2 separate regions of the Mus musculus genome follow, and region 2 is linked to region 1. A link is a loop called in an ENCODE intact Hi-C map of the cell type or tissue named here. Cell type or tissue: left cerebral cortex. All regions are shown on one strand.

The links. Peaks named below come from ENCODE experiments on the same cell type or tissue, not always from the same donor. Only the 100,000 strongest peaks of a DNase experiment are listed, where the experiment ranks them.
Region 2: a loop joins it to region 1, with 4 times the contacts of the local background. A loop is called at or near these places in 8 of 42 quality-filtered maps.

Annotation. Positions count from the first base shown.
Region 1 is chr8:47,014,128-47,019,127 of GRCm38, forward strand. All of the region lies in intron 1 of Enpp6 (ectonucleotide pyrophosphatase/phosphodiesterase 6), which reads left to right. Among named protein-coding and RNA genes, the nearest start is that of Enpp6, 30 kb to the left of the region's middle. In left cerebral cortex, a CTCF peak has its summit at 2,334 (motif pointing right); a DNase peak (open chromatin) is centred at 2,338.
Region 2 is chr8:47,687,089-47,692,088 of GRCm38, forward strand. It overlaps Gm31692 (a long non-coding RNA gene), which reads right to left. Exons shown (of 6, transcript XR_003947547.1): 2 at 1,412-3,091. It overlaps Gm31638 (a long non-coding RNA gene), which reads left to right. Exons shown (of 3, transcript XR_378945.3): 2 at 3,652-3,745. Among named protein-coding and RNA genes, the nearest start is that of Gm31638, 5.0 kb to the left of the region's middle. In left cerebral cortex, a CTCF peak has its summit at 3,053 (motif pointing right); no DNase peak of the experiment used is centred here; H3K4me3 peaks cover 516 bases; H3K27ac peaks cover 360 bases.

The DNA.
Region 1 (5,000 bases):
AAAGGACAACATTTAATTGGGGCTGGCTTACAGGTTCAGAGGTTCAGTCCATCATCATCAAGGTGGGAACATGGCAGTCCAGGCAGGCGTGGTGCAGGAGATGCTGAGAGTTCTACATCTTCATCTGAAGGCTACTAGAAGACTGGCTTCCAGGCAGCTAGCGCTAGGATATTAAAGCCCACACCTACAGTGACACACCTACTCCAACAGGACCGCACCTCCTAATAGTGGCACTCCCTGACCCAAGTATATACAAACCATCACAGTGGGTGTTATGACAGAGGGTGGACACTCTTAAGGGCCTCAAACTCAAGTCAAGCAGATGGGGTGGACAGAACTCACGTAGTTCTGTGGGTGGAGCCAGACACTTCTCATTTCCTTGAATGCTTACCCCTGGTCCCAGTGACACGGCCTGATCCAGTCTCCCAGCTTCTGTCCTAGCCTTTCTCAATTCACTCCATACAGTTTCGAGGAAATCTCTCAGGCTACTGGATGGGAAGGCAGCTGTTTCTGCTTTTACGGATGTGAGGAATGCAACCATCCTGGGGTCTCTGTGGAGTGGGGGAGGCAGATAACTCAGCACAATCAGAAACTAAACTTCAATCTCAAGACAGAAAGGGTGAGGACAGAGTCGAGGGTTGAATTTCTCTCATGTCTAAGAGATTAGGAACAAGTTTTCCCTGGCCAAACATCCACCAACCCACAAAGTCTCAGGCAGTGTCTTCCTCGAAGGAGAATCATTGGATGTCTCCCTTTATATGTAGAATAAAGCTATGCATCCACATAGTGGCTCGTCACTCTGTCAGCCTCTCTCATAGTGTCTCCCTTGTTTCCTACCCTGCCAGACTCTCCTTGTCTTTCAATGTGCTGAGCTCTCTTTCCTCCAAGGAAGACGTTTTTCCCTACTTGATTTCAGTGTGGCAGCCTCAGGAGCATCGCAAGATGGCCACTGGGGTGTGATCCCTGTCTTCTAAGATACCTCCTCAGACATGTGAAGCTGCACCCTAGTGTGGGTTCTTAACGTCTCAGCTCTACTTGCTGAGTTTGTCTTCCCGGGTAATTTACATCTTTTTGACTGTTATCTCAATCCACTGGTCTCTCTTGCTTACTGCTTCATTGCAGAACCTCAAAATGTACCTAGTACATGGGTAGGTTAGAAGAAAATCACTGGGGTGTAATGTCGATGGCTCAATCTGCAAAGCACTTGTCGCGTAAGCACAAGAAACTGAATTTAAGACTTTTAAAAAGAGTCAGAAAACCTTACCTAGATGGGTCAGATGTCACTCAGGGATGGTGGTCTGTCTTGCTGACTATAACTATGTTTGAATCCCCCAACCCTAACCCTTTAGTATGAAGACAGGCACAGACCATGTTTATGATAACGCCAGAATTTTCTTTAAGAAAATATTTCAGCATGGGAAGAAAGACATGTGGAGTCGGGACACAATGGTGTGTCCTGTAGCTATCACTGTGTAAGAGGAATCTGGGAGCTGAGGATGTGAATCACACTCTACCCTGCCCAGGACTCACCTTGCTACATGCCATGTCTCCTGTTCTCTCCTGTTAGCTTCCTTGATGTAGCCTGAACAGCCCTTCCAGGGAGCGCCTTCCAGGAAGTGTGTCTATACTAGGACCGTTTCTTCCCAGCTTGGCTACCAAAAGGAGACTCAGCATGAGTAACTCACAGACAAGGCTTTACCCCAGCCAGCCTGGATCCCAGAGCATCTGTCACTGTGGTCATGGGTGGGACACTGTCCTTGGACCAGTTAAGACTAGGTGCAAATACTTTGCCCCTCATCTCAGCCCAAGGTGGCCCTACAAGGCACTGAGTGTACCCCGGGTGAGATGTGAGAGGAATATCCCAGGGAGTAGTCGGAAGTACTTCAAGAGGGAGAAACTGTGTTGGAGACCAGTGCTCACCACAGTGACCATACAGGGTTGGGGTAAAGAGAAGTTGGTGACCTAACCAAGAACAGGAATGAAAGCAAGGAAGGAAAGGAGCGATGGAGTGAAAAATGATAAAATATAAATATGAATTTAAAGTCCTGGAAAAGAGAGCAAAGTCCAGTAAGGACCAGCGTGCTTGGTGGTGGTCTGTGAGAATGAAGACTCAGAAAAAATGACCAGTAAAATCTTCATCCTGTCCTACGTGGCTTCCAGAGCCATCGGTGTCAGAATTCCTGAAATGTTTAGTATAGTCCAAAGCAGATCTAAGAATGCCATGGAGCTTGGAGAGTGTTCAAGACACACAACGAAAAGGCTAGCGTGTTGCTTGGCACACCAGTACGCCTACATCTGGCTATCATTGAGGGTAGCAGAGATTATCTTTACCACCACTAGAGGGCAGTGTCAGGCCAGGCATTTCTCAGGTCCTAGGCAGGCGTTTTCTCAGCTGTGTTGGATGTTCTTTGGTCAATTACTTGGTCAATTATTGAGTCTAGCCGGCACTCCTTGCGATCCTTTTAGCTTCACCTGACTGTCCAGAGTAAAGTGTGGGTAGTAATGTCTCTTTGATTTGTCTTTAAGGAGATGGGAAAGTAAATAACACATAAAAAATACACAGCCCATCACCAACCCTTCCCAGACACCGTTTAAAGGGGCCGCACTGCTCAATAAGGCTGTCCTTTCACGGAGATGTAGCTATCCACATGCATTTACCAGTGGCCTGTGTTACCCCGGGCACTGACCAATCACCATTTAAGCTTGGCGGAAGGCTTGATGGTGTCCAACTTTCAAATAAGGAATCAGGGCAGAGGGTGTATGTCAGTGGCAGAGTCATTGCTTGAGCAAGGTCCTGGGTTCCTCAGAACTTAAAAAACGGGAGGCGGGGGTAACGGAAACGAAAAGCAGAGAAGAGAAACAAAACCCAAAAAGCATCGCAGAAGGGAAAACTGAAGCTTGGTGAAGCTTGGTGGGTCAAGTTCACAGATTGGAAAACTAAAGCCCGGTGAAGCTCAGTGGGTCAAGTGAGGTCCAGGGCTGGTGGGGAGTAGGGCTGGAATGTCAGCTTTCGCCTGTCGTCATCCAAAAGGATTGTAAGGCCACAACTCACTCACAGGTCCCGAACTCCTGTTCTCACATTTCCTGGTGCTGCCTGCTTGGCTAACTTAAAACATCAATAAAACACACCAACACACACAGAGACACACCCACATGCACGCACACACACATACACACACACACACACACACACACACACACAAGTGGAATGGAGCCCTTGAACTGAAATTATCAGTGCAACAAAGAGATTCTTCTCACAGCTAGCAGAGTGCTGAGTTGCTCATTGAGTGTAGTCTTTCTTCCCTGAGGCAAATTATCTTTCAGCACAGCACCCAAGAAGCACAATACACCCAAATTGTTAAGCAGGACCTGTGTCTATTCCAGGTTCACCTGTTTATAGTCTGATCACTGACTGGGACATTTAAGCTGTGGCTATAATAGCGACATTAGCTACAGGAGAGCTGTTCACCCCTGACTACAGAAAGAGACTGGTCTGACTTAATGGGAGTGTCTGGACTGAGGCTGTGAGCTTAGGTAGGCCAGCAAAATCTAGCATCAACAAACTAAATGACTCACACTGGCAAAAACTGAGCTTCCAATGGGCCAATGAAATGGCTGAGAGTATCTGCCGCTAAGCCTAGTCACTTGAGTTCAATCCCTGGGCCTAACATGGTGGAAGGAAAGAACTGACTCTAGCAAGTTGTCCTCTGACTGCCACATGTGCCTCATGTATACACACACACACACACACACACACACACACACACACACTCACACACATATATATACACACACACATACACAGGCATACACACATACACTCTCACATACATATCTACACACACACACACATATACTGTCACACACATACACTTACACACATGCACACACACACACACACACCCAATAAAGATGATCAAGGAACTTTCTTTAAAAGTATGTAGGATATAACAAATCTGGATGATAACTAAAGCTCTGCATGCTTTTATTTAACAATATATCAGAAGCCCAGGATCTGGAGACTTGCTCTAAAGCTGCAGTCCCCTGATCCAACCACGCAGGGAAAATGAGGAAATCAGCCCAAATCCAGGCAGCACTGTTTCCCTCAGCATGCTAAAAATGCTCAGCATTCACGAGGCCCTGGTCAGTGTCCTCCCCAAATCACCAGAAACAGCTAACCAAGACTGATCTTTGTTTCCGCACACCCTGCCTGGGCATTAAAAGCAAGTTAACACAAGAAACAGTTATCCTTCTCGCAGGGGCGTGATAGAGTGCTCCAACAGCTATAGAGACACTACCGTCTTCACCTCGGAGAGGTGACATCAGTAGGTAGAGACTTTGGGGATGATCAGGCGAGGAAGGCAAAGCTCTCATAGTGTTCTCATGAAAGAAAGAAAGGACCAAGAGAGATCCCCACTCCGGTCCCCAGTGCCACCTCCCCTGCACGCTCTTTCCTCTGTGAGATTGGTGTAGGAACATTGTGAGTGCCCACCTTCTCTGCACCCTGAATCTGTTGCCTCCGCTCCTGAATTTCTTAGCCACCGTAACTGTGAGAGATACATTTCTGCTGTTTTTCTTTGTTTATTTTTATTCGCTTTACATCCTGATCTCAGCCCCCTTCCTCCCCTCCTCCCAGTTCCACCCTTAAAATTCCCTCCCCACACTGCCCCTTCTCCTTCTCCTCAGAGACGGGAAGCCCACCTTAGGTACCACCCCATCCTGGGGGCATGAAATCCCAGCAGGTCTAGGCACATTCTCTCCCACTGAGACCCAACTAGGCAGGCCAAGTAGAGGGGGAAGGGGATCCAATGGCAGGGAACAGATACTGAGACAGCCCCTGCTCTACTTGCTAGGGGACCCACATGGAGAGCAAGCTATACATTTGCCACACATGTGTGGAGAGTCTAGGTCTAGCTCCTGTATGCTAACTGGTTGGTGGCCCAGGCTCTGTGACCCTTCATGGTTTGGTCCCAGGTTAGTTAGTTCTGTGGGTCTTCCTG
Region 2 (5,000 bases), 670 kb after region 1:
AACTATTGATTTAGCCATGCATACAGTGAACTGCTGAGCCCTTTGAGCCCTGGAATCACCAAAGAAAACAGCCATATTCATAAAATGGAATAAATTAAAAATCGATTTGTCCATCTGCATCTTGGTGCAAGCACTGAGGGGAAAAAAAAAATCACCATGTGTGAGAATTTACTGTGTGTGGGTTTAAATTCAATGTTTGATCTCTATCCAGGAGACAGCGTATTTATAAGGATAGGTAACTCATTGGGAAAATGCTTATTGTATAAGTATAAATAAAAGCAAATTGGCAGTAAGTGTAGAAGGATCAAAGTGTAGGATCAAAGACAGGCTAGATTACTGGAGTTAAGAGATAGACCCAAGATATAGATAGAACCAAGCCTGCATTTCTTCCCTGTATGCATTTCAGCACTATGTAAAAAGATGTAAATGAAAAATTCATGAATTTTAACATGCCTGAGTCTAATGTAAGTTTGAATGAATTTCCTGTAACCAAAATTCATACTATATTCAAATGTAAGTGTCTCATATAACTATTTGAACTCTCGAGATATGAATTCTAGGTGCAGATTAATACAGTTCCAAAGGAACGTATGTATTATAATCATATAATCAGCAGCCATATGTATTATAATCAGTCAACAGATTCTATTTGGTCATTTCTCCAGCAGTTTAAATTGCTTGCTTGCTTCTAAAGAAAGCAGTTTGTCTAGTTACACACAGTTCTAACACTTGAAGGGAGACTCCCAAAACCCAGATTAGGAATGAATTTTGAGCTGCTTAGTGGCAGCACACATCTTTTATCCCAGTACTTGAGAAGCAGAGTTAGGCTGATCTCTGAGTTAGAGGCCAGCTTGGTCTACAGAGTGAGTTCCAGGATAGCCAGAGCTATACAGAGAAACCCTGTCTCCAAAAAAAAAAAGAAAGAAAGAGAGAGAGAGAGAGAGAGAGAGAGAGAGAGAGAGAAAGAGAAGAAAAGAATAAAGAAAAGAAGCAATCAGTCCTGTAGCTGCTCAAAGAGGGATGGGAGTTGGGCTGGTGAGATGGTTCAGTGAGTAAGAGCACCCGACTGTTCTTCCGAAGGTCAGGAGTTCAATTCCCAGCAACCACATGGTGGCTCACAACCATCCGTAATGAGATCTGACTCCCTCTTCTGGAGTGTCTGAGGACAGCTACAGTATACTTACATATAATAAATAAATACTTACATATATACTTACATATAATACATATAAATACATATAAAATATACTTACATATAATAAATAAATAAATTTTAAAAGAAAAGAAAATTCTGAGACCTAGTTTAATAAGTAAATAAATCAAAACTTGGAAGTTCTAGTAATTGCCAAGTAGATCCTAGCAAGTCAATGTTTGGCTCAATAAAATTCTTTACAAAAATATTTAAAATTACCAAAAGGCACTGGAGAGCAAGACAAGAGGGAAGAGAGCAGTGGTTCTCAGCCTTCCTAACCCTTTAACACAGTTCCTCATGCTGTGGTGACCTCCAGCCATACAGTACTTCATTGTTACTTCATAACCATGTCTTTGCTACTATTATTAGTTGTAAATATCCGTGTTTTCCAGTGGTCTTGGGCAACCCCTAGGAGGGGGTCATTTGACCCACTCAGGGGTCAGGACTCACATGTTGAGAACCACTGGTCTCCCTTGGAGGAAGGAAAGGGCCGTTCTCCAGCTTCCTATAAAACTGTCATGTAGTCTGAGGGAACATTCCAGTGTCATATGAGACTATTAAAATTTAAATAGAGAAGTCGGGAGCCGGCTCAGTGGGTGAACCCCTAGTGAGGCCCTGAGTTTGGATCCCTAGAGTCCATGTGAAGCCCACAGGCTCACATCTGCAATTCTGGAGCTCCTAGGTCAACAAGAGGGCCTGTCTCAAACAAGGTGAACGGCTAGAGCCCACAGCCCAGTCCGTGCTCTGACCTCCAAACACGCACTGTGACACACATGTGCACACATACTGTTATGTATTTTCTGATGGACATAGAAAAGTGAATGGTGGTGCACGCCTCTCATCCCAGCACTCTGGGCAGATTCAGGTGGACCTCTGGGAGTTCAAGCGCAGCTTGGTCTGTACAGAAAACTGTAGGCCAGCCAAGACAACATAGGGAGACCCTGTGCCTTAGGATTTCAGTTGCTGCAATGAAACACCGTGACTAAAAACTAGTTGGGGAGGAAAGGGTGTATTTGGCTTACACCTGCACATCGGTAGTCAATCACTGAAGAAAGTCAGGCCAGTAACTCCCACAGGGCAGGAACCTGGAGGGCAGGGCTGGAGCTGATGCAGAGGCCGTGGAGGGGTGCTGGCTTCCTTCCCAGACAGCTTTCTAATAGGACTTAGGACCATCAGCCCAGGGATAACACCATCCACAATGGGCTGGGCCCTCCCCCATCAATCACTAAATAAGACAATGCCCTCCAGACTGATCTTTTGAAGGCATTTTCTCAACAGAGGCTCCCTCCTAACTGACGACTCTAGCTTGTGTCAAGTTGATATCAAACTAGCCAGTATCAAACTAGCATGGCATGGCATCCACATCCGTACCCAGTAGGGACTGAAGGATGCTGAAAGGACCTGGAGGCCAGATATGCTTTGATATGTTAAATAGGCGCCTCAGCCTTGGCCCTGATTTGAAACTTAGCAGGAAGGGACAGGGCACAGTCACAATTTGAACGGAGCAAAACCAAACTTCAACTGTGTAACTGCAGTGTCCAGTGTCTGGGAGTCACTCAAGATCTTCTGGGCTCCTCCAGGGCTTGGGCCACTTCTCTGGATCCACCCTCTGCAGCTCACGCAGCCCGTCTCCTAGGCTTTGGATAGCTCCCCTCCACTGCTGCTGCTGTTCTCGGTGGTCATCCCATGGTACTGGCATCTCCAAAACGCTGGGATCTGGTGCTGTAGTCAGACATCGACTGAACACTGAAGGCGGGTCTTCACTTCCTAATAAAAGTCTATTTTCCTGTGCTAGAAAGATGACTCAGCGGTTAAGGGCACTTATGACTCTCGCAGAGGGGCCTCTGTTTGATTCCCAGTACCCACAAGGTGGCGCACAACCATCTGCAGTATGAATACCTGAAAGAAAAAGAAATCTAAAAAACCTCTTGAAAGGTCAACTATCTTGGTGTAAGTGAAAACTATTTTGATATTACAAATAGCATTGATTGGGGGTAGACGTTGTTTTACATAAACAGAAATAAGTTTGAGGCCAACCTGGATTACTTGAGAACATATGTCAAAACAAATAAAGTACTTATACTACTGTCATATTTCTGCCCAACACTTTTTCTACTGTGTATCTTTTTATAATTAAATTTACAACGTATATATTAATTTGCATTTAAATGATGGGTAAATAAAATTCCATCATTTGAAAACAGTCCTGTCCTTGGTTATTCGGATTGGTTTTAGACTTTTTCTTAAATATAAGGGTTAAATGGCCATCTCATGCTTATCAATTTTTCTCTAGTTTTAAAAAATATTTCCTTAGTAGACGACCCTTGGGAGAAGACAACTAGGTAGGCGCTCTAATCGCCGGTGGGCTCTTCTCTTCTGCATTCCAGTTTGCACCAAAACCGATTGCTTCCCTTAGCGCCTTTTGTTTTCTCACTGTGGGATTTCCTATTTTTCTGCAGTGGCACTGACAGTCAGCACAATGGCCCCTGCGGTTCTAAGCCACAGTTCTACTTAAAAGAGAAACCCTAAATTTGCATCTGGACTTCTGCTGCGGTAAGTTACCGAAAGCTAAGTAAAGGAAACCCAGGAAAAGTGAGAGTCAGGACGCTAGCTTGTCGGAACACCTTCCCCACCTTCGGTCGAGACTGGGTCTCTTCCTGGCAAGAGGGGATACTTTGACAAAGGGAACAAAGGACAGGCTGGGCGCTTGCCCGGTCCTGTGACGAAATAGCAGGTTTCAGTCCGGCACCTTCCCGTCCCCTTCCTTTCCCATTATTACTTCGCGTGGTTTTATAAATACCCACACCCAGCTTCGTTTTCCTCAAGCACAGGACGTACACTCTTGAAGTTTTTCCTTTAGCTTTGACTCCATCGCCATGAGATTTAAACTCTGAGAAAAGTTTATAACTAGGTGGCTTAACGGGGCGCTGCGCAGGCCTTTAATCCCAGCGCTTGGGAGGGTAGAATTCAAATGGGATCTCTGAATTCAAGTGACAGCCAGGGGTACATAGAGAAACCCTGCCTCGAGAAAAAAAAAAAAAAAGACAGACTTGCCACACAAGGATGAGGGTGTCAGTTCTAGGCCCCAAAATCCACTTAAAATGTTGGACCTGACCAACACTTTATCGGATGGAAAACTGAGGCTGCCGGTCTTGCTGGCCTCACCTAGCTCCGGGCTCAGTGAAAGACCCTGTCTCACAGAGGTCTATATGGTGGAGTGTGGCAAAGCAGACCACCCAATGTCCTCTAGACACGTGCAACAGCACACATACATACACATACACCGCACATATTCATACACACACACACTGTTGAGGCAAACTGCATCTTGTGTTCTGATTTAGCAACAGATATCACGTGATATAATGTGGAGAGATAACAGTGGATATATTGTACTTGTGTTTTATAAAAAGATAAGGCAAGAAGAAATGTGTTTGGTGGCTGTGCGGTGGGGTGCCTCTGCGGGCCCATGCTGAGCCATCCCTTCCCCGTGAGGGACTAGCCACACGACAAGGGCGTTATAGTATAGAATAGAGTTTATTCAGGGCAATGGGGAAGGGAGTTGAGGAAGTAGAGTTAGAGAAAGGCAGAGAGAGAGAGAAAGGAGTAGAGGCGGGCCATGAGCACGTGGGGAGAGAGTGGAGAGGGTAATGGGGGGGGGGGGCGAGCAGGAGCAAGAGGACAGAGCAAGAAAGAGCAGCCCCTTTTATAATGAGCCAGGCACACGCAGCTGTTGCCAGGTAACTGTGGGGCGGAGCCTAGACTACACGCCCACAGTTCTTCCAAAGGACCTGAGTTTAGTTGCCAG